Regions from separate parts of the Homo sapiens genome. Here region 2 is linked to region 1. A link is an interaction called in ENCODE POLR2A ChIA-PET data of the cell type or tissue named here. Cell type or tissue: CD4-positive, alpha-beta T cell. All regions are shown on one strand. Links, peaks and the distances in the headings refer to the core of each region. The heading gives the core; the rest is flanking DNA. Region 1 holds the start of PFDN5 (prefoldin subunit 5). Region 2 overlaps MAP3K12 (mitogen-activated protein kinase kinase kinase 12).

What was found. Peaks named below come from ENCODE experiments on the same cell type or tissue, not always from the same donor. Only the 100,000 strongest peaks of a DNase experiment are listed, where the experiment ranks them.
Region 2: POLR2A ChIA-PET joins it to region 1 with 5 read pairs; 18 of 35 experiments call an interaction of 5 or more read pairs at or near these places.

The regions. Positions count from the first base shown.
Region 1 is chr12:53,292,682-53,298,047 of GRCh38, reverse strand. ESPL1 (extra spindle pole bodies like 1, separase) reads right to left here. Exons shown (of 31, transcript NM_012291.5): 30 at 5,078-5,242; 31 at 4,410-4,775. The coding sequence ends at 4,574. It overlaps PFDN5 (prefoldin subunit 5), which reads right to left and starts at 2,506. Exons shown (of 6, transcript NM_002624.4): 1 at 2,409-2,506; 2 at 2,107-2,209; 3 at 1,773-1,804; 4 at 124-198; 5 at 1-3. The coding sequence starts at 2,480. RefSeq lists enhancers at 1,599-2,798, 2,284-2,823. In CD4-positive, alpha-beta T cell, for the core only: no CTCF peak of the experiment used is centred there; a DNase peak (open chromatin) is centred at 2,557; H3K4me3 peaks cover 1,538 bases; H3K27ac peaks cover 1,950 bases.
Region 2 is chr12:53,489,495-53,494,860 of GRCh38, reverse strand. All of the region lies in intron 1 of MAP3K12 (mitogen-activated protein kinase kinase kinase 12), which reads left to right. Among named protein-coding and RNA genes, the nearest start is that of MAP3K12, 7.3 kb to the left of the region's middle. RefSeq lists a silencer at 1,734-1,983. In CD4-positive, alpha-beta T cell, for the core only: no CTCF peak of the experiment used is centred there; DNase peaks (open chromatin) are centred at 1,670 and 2,510; H3K4me3 peaks cover 1,281 bases; H3K27ac peaks cover 2,413 bases.

The sequences.
Region 1 (5,366 bases), core at 195-5,194:
TGTCTACAAGATCAGAGGTGAATAAGGGGCTAAAAGGAGACTCCCTCTGGCCATGCTGCGCTCTAGAGCTTCCCCTGAATTTCCCTTCCCTGTTTAGAGGGGCATCCACATGCTCTCACTCACCTTCTCTACATAGTACCCAGTTCCCACATCGATGAGCACGTGTTCCACATCATGCAGCTTCCCAGGGACATACATCTGAGAAGCAAGAATTAAGGGAAAAACTAGCCAGCCCAGCATGAGCCATGATTCCGCCAGCCAGCCTGCTTGGCCTCCAAAGACCCTCTTTTTCCAAAAAGCTACAAGGCATAAGGACTGAATAATCTGGAGGCCTTAGAACAATACCTATAACTCCAAATGGAAAGAAGACAGAGAAGTTGGTTCTTTAAGGAGAAAATGATGTATGCTGGAACACCCTCTTGTCCTGCCTCATCCCATCTCTCACTCTCTAAGCAGTTCTTGCAATTCTTCCCATTAGCCCCTCCAGAAAGACTAGACATGTTTTCCTACTGTTGTAGAGTACTACAAGTAAAAAGCCAGCCTCATTTCCCTTAATGCCCTCAATCATGAAGTAGCTAATTCCTGACAAAGTCAATGTTTTGTTTGTTTTTTGCTTTCTGAGACAGAGTCTCGCTCTATCGCCCAGGTTGGAGTGCAATTGCCCGCTATCGGCTCACTGCAACCTCTGCCTCTCGGGTTAAAGCAATTCTCCTGTCTCAGTCGCCGGAGTAGCTGGGATTACAAGCATGTGCCACCACGCCTGGCTAATTTTTGTATATTTAGTAAAGACAGGGTTTCACCATGTTGGCCAGACCGATCTCTAACTCCTGACCTCAGGTGATCTGCCAGCCTTGGCCTCCCAAAGTGCTGGGATTACAGGCGTGAACCACTGTGCCTGGCTAATTTTTTTTTTTAAACCATTCCCTACTACACACTACTATTCCTGTGTTCCTTTTAGCCTGTCAGTTCTGAGACTACAGATTAAAGATGCCCTACTGCCATAACTTGCTCATTCAAATAAAACACTGAACAAGTGAACACAATCCAGGTTTCTTAGTGACAGTTTAGAAATGAGCCACAATTAAGCTGAAGTTGAAGATTAACAGAGCCAAGCTCCCTGTTTCTATATCCTCCTATTTTTGTCTATTGCCTGTATCTTCTAAGATATTAGCAAAGTGTAAACCACCAGCTTTATCTCCATATTAATGTTCTCAAACAGCAAAGGGAAATATTACATCTCAACTATACATACTCCTTGGTGTTCACAAGACATTAGCTGGATGTTGGTGTGAAGTCAGATAAAAGAGCTACAAAGTGTGTAATAAGAGTATTCTTGGCCGGGGGCAGTGGCTCACGCCTGTAATGTAATCCTAGCACTTTGGGAGGCCGAGGCAGGCGGATCACGAGGTCAGGAGTTCGAGACTAGCCTGGCCAATATGGTGAAACCCCCAACTCTACTATTAATACAAAAATTAGCCGGTCGTGGTGGCGCGTACCTAAAGTCCCAGCTACTCGGGAGACTGAGGCAGAAGAATCTCTTGAACTCGGGAGGCGGAGGTTGCAGTAAGCCAAGATCTCACCATTGCGCTCCAGCCTGGGCGACAGAGCGAAATTCCGTCTCAAAAAAGAAAGAAAAAAAAAAAGGGTATCCTCAAAATCATTGTGAGGAGAGGGTAATCTGAAGTAATCAAAACAATCCCCCTCCCCGCTTTTTGGGGGAGTGAAGGAGAAAGGGAGAAGGCAGCAGGTAGCCGTTCCTGTGGAAAGGATACAGAACTCGTCAGTGGGACGAGTAATTCTTTCCCTGTGAAAGCAATGAAGACAAACACCTGGGGAAGGTTAGCGGCTCCAACGTAAGACGTTAAAGAGAGTTCCAACAGGGCACAGCACCCACAGACAGTGTGAAAAGAACGGAAACAGGGGCAATAGGAGCAGAGGAATGTCCTGTACTTTTCAATTCTAGGCAGGCAACATGCAAAGGGTTCATGAAGCGGTATACGATATGTAATGGATTTTCTCGTTTCAGGTAAGAAAAACTGGGTTAGGAGGTGGGACGAGAGAAGCAGGTTCGCCACTTTAGGTTACCCTCACCCGCCTACCCCATACCCTCGTTGCTCTTGTTCAGCACGTTCAGACAGTCCTTGGCTTCCACATACTTGGTCTGTACCACTTTGAGCTGAGCAATGGACGTGGACAAGAACTCCACTTCCTACAGAGGACCGGGATAGCGGGTCAATGAGAGGACTAAGGGGAGAAAGGAGCGCGGCCGGGGAGGGGGCAGGTCCTGGGATCGGATAGAGGTTTCGCCTGGGAAAGGTAGGCTGCCAACTTGGAACCGGGCGCGAGAAGTACGCGTGGGCAAGGGGGATGTAGAGCAGGAAAGAGGTGCCTCTGGGGCCCGTCCCCACCTGGTCCAGCTGGTTCTTGAGCATTTCTAGCTGCGGCAGATTCAGCTCCGTGATGTTAATAGACTGCGCCATGTTGGGAAGGCCGACTTAACGAAGAGGAAGTCTCTCGGCGAGCAACGCTCTAGCCGTCCTCTGCGCGTCTCGGTGGCGCCGGGAGGCCTCGCTGCGCCAGACAGCTCTATGATCCTCCGTCCCGGAAGGGAAGGAGGGGCTTGAGCCTCTCAGAGACTGTTGTGTGAGTTCATTTCATAAAATGTCTTAAGCCTAGTATTGTAAAGTAGCAGCAAACAGGACTCCTGCCTACAAGGAACTGCAAAATCTTAAAGTTCTCACGACACAACCACGATATTACAAAGTAGTGTATGCTACTCCACGTGGGTGGTATAAGCTACTGGAAAGCAGGCTGGATTGCCATGGCGACGGCTCGGGGGCCTGGCCCTGCTCCTCTCCACCCCGCTTGCTATTGCTGCCTGCTGGTACCCCGCCAGGCCCGATTTCAAATGTTCCTCCCAGCACGGCATGGAAATGGCAGGGAAATTCTAAACTCTTTTTCCCAGATGGCCTCTGAGGCCGAAAGGCAGGAAAAAAAAAAAAATCCCTTGTCAGACCGTTCTGAATTGTCCTTGGAAAAAAACAGGCATTAGATTGAAAGCTTGTCGAAGGCAGGAACCAACCATGTTCTCATCACTGAACCAATTCTTCCCCTCTCGCTATAACCATCTTCCCCCAGCCGGAAGTAGGCTGACACGTAGTAGGATCTGAAAAAGGGTTTATCACCCGTTGCCAGTGAGGTGGTGGGAGAACAGCAAGGAAGCGCCATTGTCAACCAAGTACAGCACAAATTAATCAATAAAATATTTTGGCCGGGCATGGTGGCTCACGCCTGCAATCCCAGCACTTTGGGAGGCCGAGAAGGACAGATTGCTTGAGCCCAGGAGTTTGAGACCAGCTTGGGCAACACGGCGACACCCCGTCTCCACAAAAAATACAAAAATTAGCCGGGCTGGTGGCACACGCCTGTAGTCCCAGCTACATGGGAGGCTGAGGTGGGAGGATCGCTTGAGCTGGAGAGTTGAGGCTGCAGTAGGCTGTGATTGTGCACACTAGCAACAGAGCTAGACTCTGTCTCAAAAAAAAAAAGGTTTTACCATGTGCTGTATGTGAGGGATACGTGAGAGTGTAAGATACTTGCTTCCCTTGAGCTTAACAATTGGAGAGAAAAACCACACTAGAACTCCACAGATCCACAGACTCTACTGCTAAAGTTACACATTGGTAAGTGTAACAGGTGTACATGGGCAGACAGCAGTAGCCTTTAACATCTACTTAGGAGGCAGGCAGGGCAACTGAGGCATTAAAACTAGTGCCATGGCTGGGCGCGGTGGCTCACGCCTGTAATCCCAGCACTTTGGGAGGCTGAGGAGGGTGGATCACAAGGTCAGGAGTTCGAGACCAGCCTGGCCAATATGGTGAAACCCTGTCTCTACTAAAAATGCAAAAATTAGTGGGACGTGGCGGCATGTGCCTGTAGTTCCAGCTACTCAGGAGGCTGAGGCAGGAGAATCGCTTGAACCCAGCAGGCAGAGGTTGCAGTGAGCCGAGATTGCGCCACTGCACTCCAGCATGGGCAACAGAGCAAGACTCTGTCTCAAAAAAAAACAAAAACAAAAAACAAAACACTAGTGCCACTCCAAAGATACCTGCGGCAGGAAGACAGGACGGACGGATGGTACCTGGCCAAAACACTCTCAAAGGGTCTATCACTACCCTTCCTTGGGCCTGTCTCTACTTAGCATTTTGATGCCCCTTTCTCCTCCAGATTTGTCTGCTGAGGCCCAGCCAGGCCCAGCAGGCTTTGTCCTGTGTCTTTGCCTTTCTTCCCCAAGCACTCAAACTTGATCTGCTGTAACCTGTTCCTGTCAGCTTACAGTACCACATAGTAGGAAGGGGGCAGTCATGCCGTGTCTTTAAATGTTCTCAGATAAACTACGCAAAACAGGGTTTAAATGATGTATCTTTATTATACTGAGGTTAAATCAAAAGGAAATGTTTCATATAAAACACTGGGGAAAATCACTTTAAAAGAGTTATCCTAAGGATTAAATCTAACCTTGGAGGTAGAACAGTTATGAGGCTTCTAGCATCAATAAGACAGCTCCATGGGGTTACCGCAGAGAGACAGGCAAGCCATAGGCTATAGGTGCAGCCCCAATAAGATACTTGAGTCGGGGAGCTTGGCGGGCCTGGTTTACATAGTAGAGAAGGGGGGCCCCTGGGCCTGCTCCAAGCCAGCCTTGCAGCAGAGCTTCCGTGTAGCGGTCAATGTCGCGGTCAGTCACATCCCAGAGATTACCCAGAAACAAGGGGCTGGGAAAAGAAAAGGAGGAAATACAAAGTAAGGGCTCTAAAACAGAATACATAGGAAAACACCATTGGTGGTGGGGGTGGGTGAGTGGAGAGGATTGAACCAATGAGAAACTCCTTTGGCCCTTGGTTACAAGAGAAGAACAGAAGGGAGCTAAGGGTTAATGGTCCAGGCATGCCAGGGAACTAACTAGGATAGGAGGAAAATGGGGCACAAGAGAGGCAAGATTCAGACCTGGGAAAGAACCTGGGGTGAGGGCAGGAGTCCTAATGCCCTAGGATGGGTCTTGCCCTTGGAGACTCACCAACCAGCCATGATGTACTTGAGCACGATGCCAGCCCCCTCCAGGTTTCCACGCACAGCCAGGGCCGCACTGCTACAGCCAAACAGCAGGGCCACTGCCCGACAGCTCAGCCGCAGGACAGCCTGCCCATCAAGGAAGCGGGCACCAGCCCCATGCCCTGCATAGCTAAGGCAGAAGGAGGTGAGATGAGTCTTGAGCTAGTAATACCTGGCCTCTGCCTGTGTCTTCAGAGGCTCTCAAGTCCCAAAGCAACCCATGGTGATACCATCCTCAGGACTGCCCCTCTCCC
Region 2 (5,366 bases), core at 199-5,198, 200 kb before region 1:
GGCATGGCCACGATTGATCAGAGACCTTTATCCTCTCAGGGTTTCAAAGCTTGCAGAGGTGGAATTAGGACTCCAAAGTCTTGGGTCTCCTTTCCCTTTGAAGACTCCCCTTCCTACCCCCACTCACGAGAGAAAGGGAATCATTCTCCTTTTCCTGAGTAAAAAAATGAGGTCTCAGACAGTGGAGAGCACTCAGTGTGAGAGCCCAAGATTTAGGCAGATGACCTGGCCTCTGAACTGAGCCCCTAAGACCACCAAACAGCTTAGCATTGACATTCTGCTGTTATACAAGAAGGAGCTAGAGAGAATTCAGAGAGTTTACCTGCCACAGGCTTCCAAAATCTCAGGCCAGAGAACCTAGAAGGTGGGATAGATGGGGGGTGACTTCCTACCCCACTCTACCCTGTAGCCTCCTTATGGAGTCACTTTGGGGCCACCAGCAAAGCACTGAATTAGGGCCTGTTGGGTGTCCAAAGAGCCTCCTCCCCTGGCACATGTATGGCTTAGAGATCATTCTGTCCCCTCACCCAATGTGAGGCAGAAGCACCATCAACACTTGGTAGATATGGTTGACAGTGAGTGACAGAGAGACCCACCCTCCTGTCACATTGCTGCCCTTCCCCCATGCTCTGCATAATTGATAACGGAGAGACAGCTACCCTCCCCCAGGGTGACTGAACGTCTGGGCCAGGGGCTCCTAGCCATCCTAGACGCCCCTCCAAAGCTCTGGCGCCAAGGCCCAGCCAGGGGGCAGTGGGACACAGCTGGCAGGTCAGAAATAAAGGAAACAAAAAGGGGTATGTGTGTGTGTGTTGGGAGAGAGGAATCTCCACTTTACTATAGCTCCCAGGGGCAGCAGCTTTCCCTCACTCCAGGTCAATGTGGAAGAGCCGTCAACTAGCCTGAGATCTTTCCCTTGGTCCCATCTCCTACTTCTTCAGCTATCCCCACTACCGTAAAAGACAAACAGGTGAAATGGCTTCTCTCCTTCTCTCCCCAGCTGCTGGCCCTGGATACCAGAAGGGCCTCTGGGGAAGCCTGGTGAACTGGAGGGAGGCTCGGCTGGCTGCAAGTGTCTCTGAGCATGTCACCCTTTCTATGCCTAAACCACCTAGTCGTCAAACAACCAGATGACGGCTGAAAAATTCCTTTAAAAAGCCAGGTGCTGTGCCTACTCAAAGCTCGGCTTCTAGACAGAAAAGGAGATGGGTGTTCTCCGTGTTTCTCACTCCCCTTTCATCTCCATTTTCTCAGGGTCCTCTGCTTTTCCAAACAGCTTTTCAAGCCATCCTTCTCGGGGTTGACTCCGCTTGACGCTGCTCCGGTGTCTGTATATGTCTCAGCTCCTTCCTCCTTCCTAGCTGTACCTTTCGCCTTTTCTGTGCCCTGTCTCCCTTTCTCTCATTTCCTGCTTTCCTTCCCTGTGGTACTGCACCCCCAATGCCAACCCCACAAGTCCCCTCCTGCCAACACCAGACGCCTCAGCCGAAGATCTCTCTGCATGCGGGGGCAGGGGAAGGAAGGGAACACAGATGGGGCAGACCGCTGGGTGGGGGTCCGCACCTAAGATCCTCGCAGCCATCCCGGCAACCAGCCACCTGGGCCGGCCCAGGTCAGGGGCGGGGCCCAGGCACAGCCCCGCCCCCACGTCGCGCTCACGTGATCCGGGGCTAATCTTGTCCTGGTGACTTCACGCGCCGCCTCAGGCCCAGTCGTCATGGTTACGCCGCAGCGCCCAGCGCTTCCCCCAGCCGGCCGTGTCCCTTCCCTTTCCCCACCCGGACCACCCCCTTCCGCCGCCGCGGCCCCCGCCCCAGCCACGCGCCACGTGACGGCCGGGAAGGAGGTCGGGAAGGGGGAGGGGGCGCTGTGGCCGTAACCCCTTCCTCCCCACTTTCAGCGGTCCTGACTTGGGCTTCGTCCTTCCATTGCTGGTGACCAAGCTGTCCAGGGCACGGCCCCGGCTCCTCCCCGAGGGCTCCAATCCCGCCATCCCTCCCTCCTGGCCTGCCAGGCGAGAGCGTCCCAGAGTCTTGGGCCTTGTTTCTGGGTGGTCCAGAAGCGAAGCCCGGGGTTGCGGCGGAGTGGGAGGTGGTGGGGGCGGGGAGGGAGGTTGGGGGGCAGGCAAAATCCCTTGGGTCCTCCAGACGAAATTCTCCCATATGTTGGCACTTTGCTTGGTCTGTGTTTGTCTGTAATTTGCATTGCAACCTACACCTTACCTCTTGAAGCCACAAATAACGCGTGGGATATGTTGGGGATTTGGAAGCTGAACTTTAGTGTGATTTGTGCTTTCTGGGCCTCAGTTCTCTCAAGAATATAATGGGACCAGTAGTACCTCCTTCACCTGGCTCTTCTGAGGATTCAGGGAGCTAGTTTTGTGTGTGTGTTTGCGCGCGCGCGCGCGCGCAGAGAGAGTGTGCGGGGCTTAAGGCGATCCTCCGGGGTGAGTAGAGCAGTGGTTCCACCTTACCGAGCACCTTCTGCGTGCCAGGTGCTGTTGCAAGCCATGGTTCCCTTGTGATGCGAAGTCATCTCTCTAAAGGCTGTCCAGGCTCTCAAAGGAGCCAGACGCCCGACTACATTGTCCGTCCAGTATAATGGGAACCATGATAGAGGACGCATAGTGGGGCTGTGTCAGCCCAGAAGGCGCATTAACCTAGAGCGGATCAGGAAAGAAGGACGTCCAGGATAAAGTGACACCTGGATAGAGATGAGAAGCGCCTTCCAGGCTGGGGGTGAAGCTTGAGCTTCTTTTTCTTCTTCTTCTTTTTTTTTTTTTTTTTGAAACAGAGTCTTGCTCTGTCACCCAGGCTAGAGTGCAGTGGCACAATCTCGGCTCACTGCAACCTCCACCTCCTGGGCTCAAGCGATTCTCCCACCTTAGCCTCTCAAGTAGCTGGGACCACAGGCATGCGCCACCACGCCCAGCTAATTTTTTGTATTTGTAGCAGAGACAGGCTCTCCCCATGTTCCCCAGGCTGGTCTCAAACTCCCGAGCTCAAGCGATCCGCCCACCTCGGCTTCCCAGAGTGCTGGGATTACAGGCGTGAGCCACTGCGCCCAGCAGAGCTTGAGCTTCTTAATAGCTATGGCCCTGTGGGCAGATTATTTAATACCTCTATGCCTGCCGGGCGCGGTGGCTCACGCCTGTAATCCCAGCACTTTGGGAGGCCGAGATGGGCGGATCATGAGGTCAGGAGATCGAGACTATCCTGGCTAACACGGTGAAACCCGGTCTCTACTAAACACAGAAAAAATTAGCCGGGCGTCGTGGCGGGCGCCTGTAGTCCCAGCTACTCGGGAGGCCGAGGCAGGAGAATGGTGTGAACCCGGAAGGCAGAGCTTGCAGTGAGCGGAGATCGTGCCACTGAGCTCCAGCCTGGGTGACAGTGCAAGACTCCATCTCAAAAAAAAAAAAAACCTCTATGCCTTAGTCTGTAAAACGGGGCTAATAATGCCCAGCTTACAGTTTTGAGGATTAAATATGCAAAGTGCTAATGCACCTTTACCAGAAGCTAACATACTTAGTAAGCCTGTTTTTCTTTTCTTTTCTTTTTTTTTTTTTTTTTTGAGACAGAGTCTCACTCTGTCGCCCAGGCTGGAGTGCAATGGCGTGATCTTGGCTCACTGCAACTTCCGCCTCCCGGGTTCAAGTGATTCTCCTGCTTCAGCCTCCCGAGTAGCTGGGACTACAGGCGACCGCCGCCCCACCTGGCTAATTTTTTGTATTTTAGTAGAGACGGGGTTGCACCGTGTTGCCCAGGCTGGTCTCGAACTCCTGAGCTCAAGCAATCCTCCTGTCTCAGCCTCCGAAAGTGCTAGATTACAGGCGTGAGCCACTACGCCCAGCCGTAAGCCTTCCTTAAGTTAGCCATTATCATTGGGTGTCCTGGTTCAAAAACCCGACGTGGCCAAGTTTGTTGGTGGGGGTGGTTGTTTTTTCTTTTGTGACAAGGTCTCGCTCTGTCGCTCAGGCTGCAGTTCAGTGGTGCAATCACTGCTCACTGCAGCTTCACCCTCCCAGGCTCAAGGTATCCTCCCACCTCAGACTCCTGAGTAGCTGGAACTAAAGGTGCACATCACCACACTCAGCTAATTTTTTTTTTTTTTTTGAGATGGAGTCTCACTCTGTTGCCCAGGCTGGAGTGCAGTGGTGCGATCTCGGCTCACTGCTCAACCTCCACCTCCCATGTTCATGCCATTCTTCTGCCTCAGCCTCCCGAGTAGCTGGGACTACAGGCGCCTGCCACCACACACGGCTAATTTTTTGTATTTTTTAGTAGACAGGGTTTCACCGTGTTAGCCAGCATGGTCTCGATCTCCTGACCTCGTGATCCGCCCGCCTCGGCCTCCCAGAGTGCTGGGATTACAGGCATGAGCCACTGTGCCTGGCCGGCTAATTTTTATATTTTTGTAGAGATGGCTTTTCACCATGTTGCCCAGACTGGTCTTGAACTTCCAGGCTTCAGTGATCCACCTGCCTTGGCCCCTCAAATTTCTGGGATTAAAGGTGTGAGCCACCATGCCTGGCCCAATCTGTTTTTTGTTGTTGTTGAGACACAGTCTTGTTCTGTCACCCAGGCTGGAGTACAGTGGCGTGATCTCGGCTCACTGCAACCTCCTCCTCCCAGATTCAAGCAATTCTCGTGCCTCAGCCTCCTGAGTAGCTGGGACTACAGGTGCCCACCACCACGGCCGGCTAATTTTGGAGATTTTTAGTAGAGACGGGGTTTCACCATGTTGGCCAGTCTGGTCTCAAACTCCTGACCTCAGGTGGTCCGCCTGCCTCAGCCTCCCAAAGTGTTGGTATTACAGGCATGAGCCACCACACCTGGCCCCCAATCTGTTTTAGAAAGATCCTTCTGAAGGAGCTGGGTGGAGAATTGGGGTTAGGGAGGGCACTTGGAGACCAGCTGTCCTGGGCCAGGTGAGGACAGCTAATGAGGGTTGAACTAAGGCAGTAACAGTGGGACTGGAAAATAGCATGCACTGGGTTAGAGCTTTACAAATCTAGGGTGCTTGTTAAATATGCTGATTCCAGGCCTACCACCCTCACCCCCCAGGAAAAAGTCTTCAAGGGAAAGGCCTGGTAATTATTACAAGAACTATCAGAGTTTCCCAAGCCTCCTTGTGTGCCTGTGTAATCATCTACTGAACCCTTCTAGATGTAGAGATTCCTGCCACTCCTCCCCCACTGCAATTCAGAATGTATGGCAATCATTTCCAGACTAACCCAGGGGCTCATGGAAGGACCCTGCTAGCTATGAGGAACAATTAGAGGGATGCTTGTTCTTGGGAATCTTCAAATCTCAGGATCTGGTAACTGACAAGTGTGGAGTGAGTTGGGAGACCAGCATGGCGCC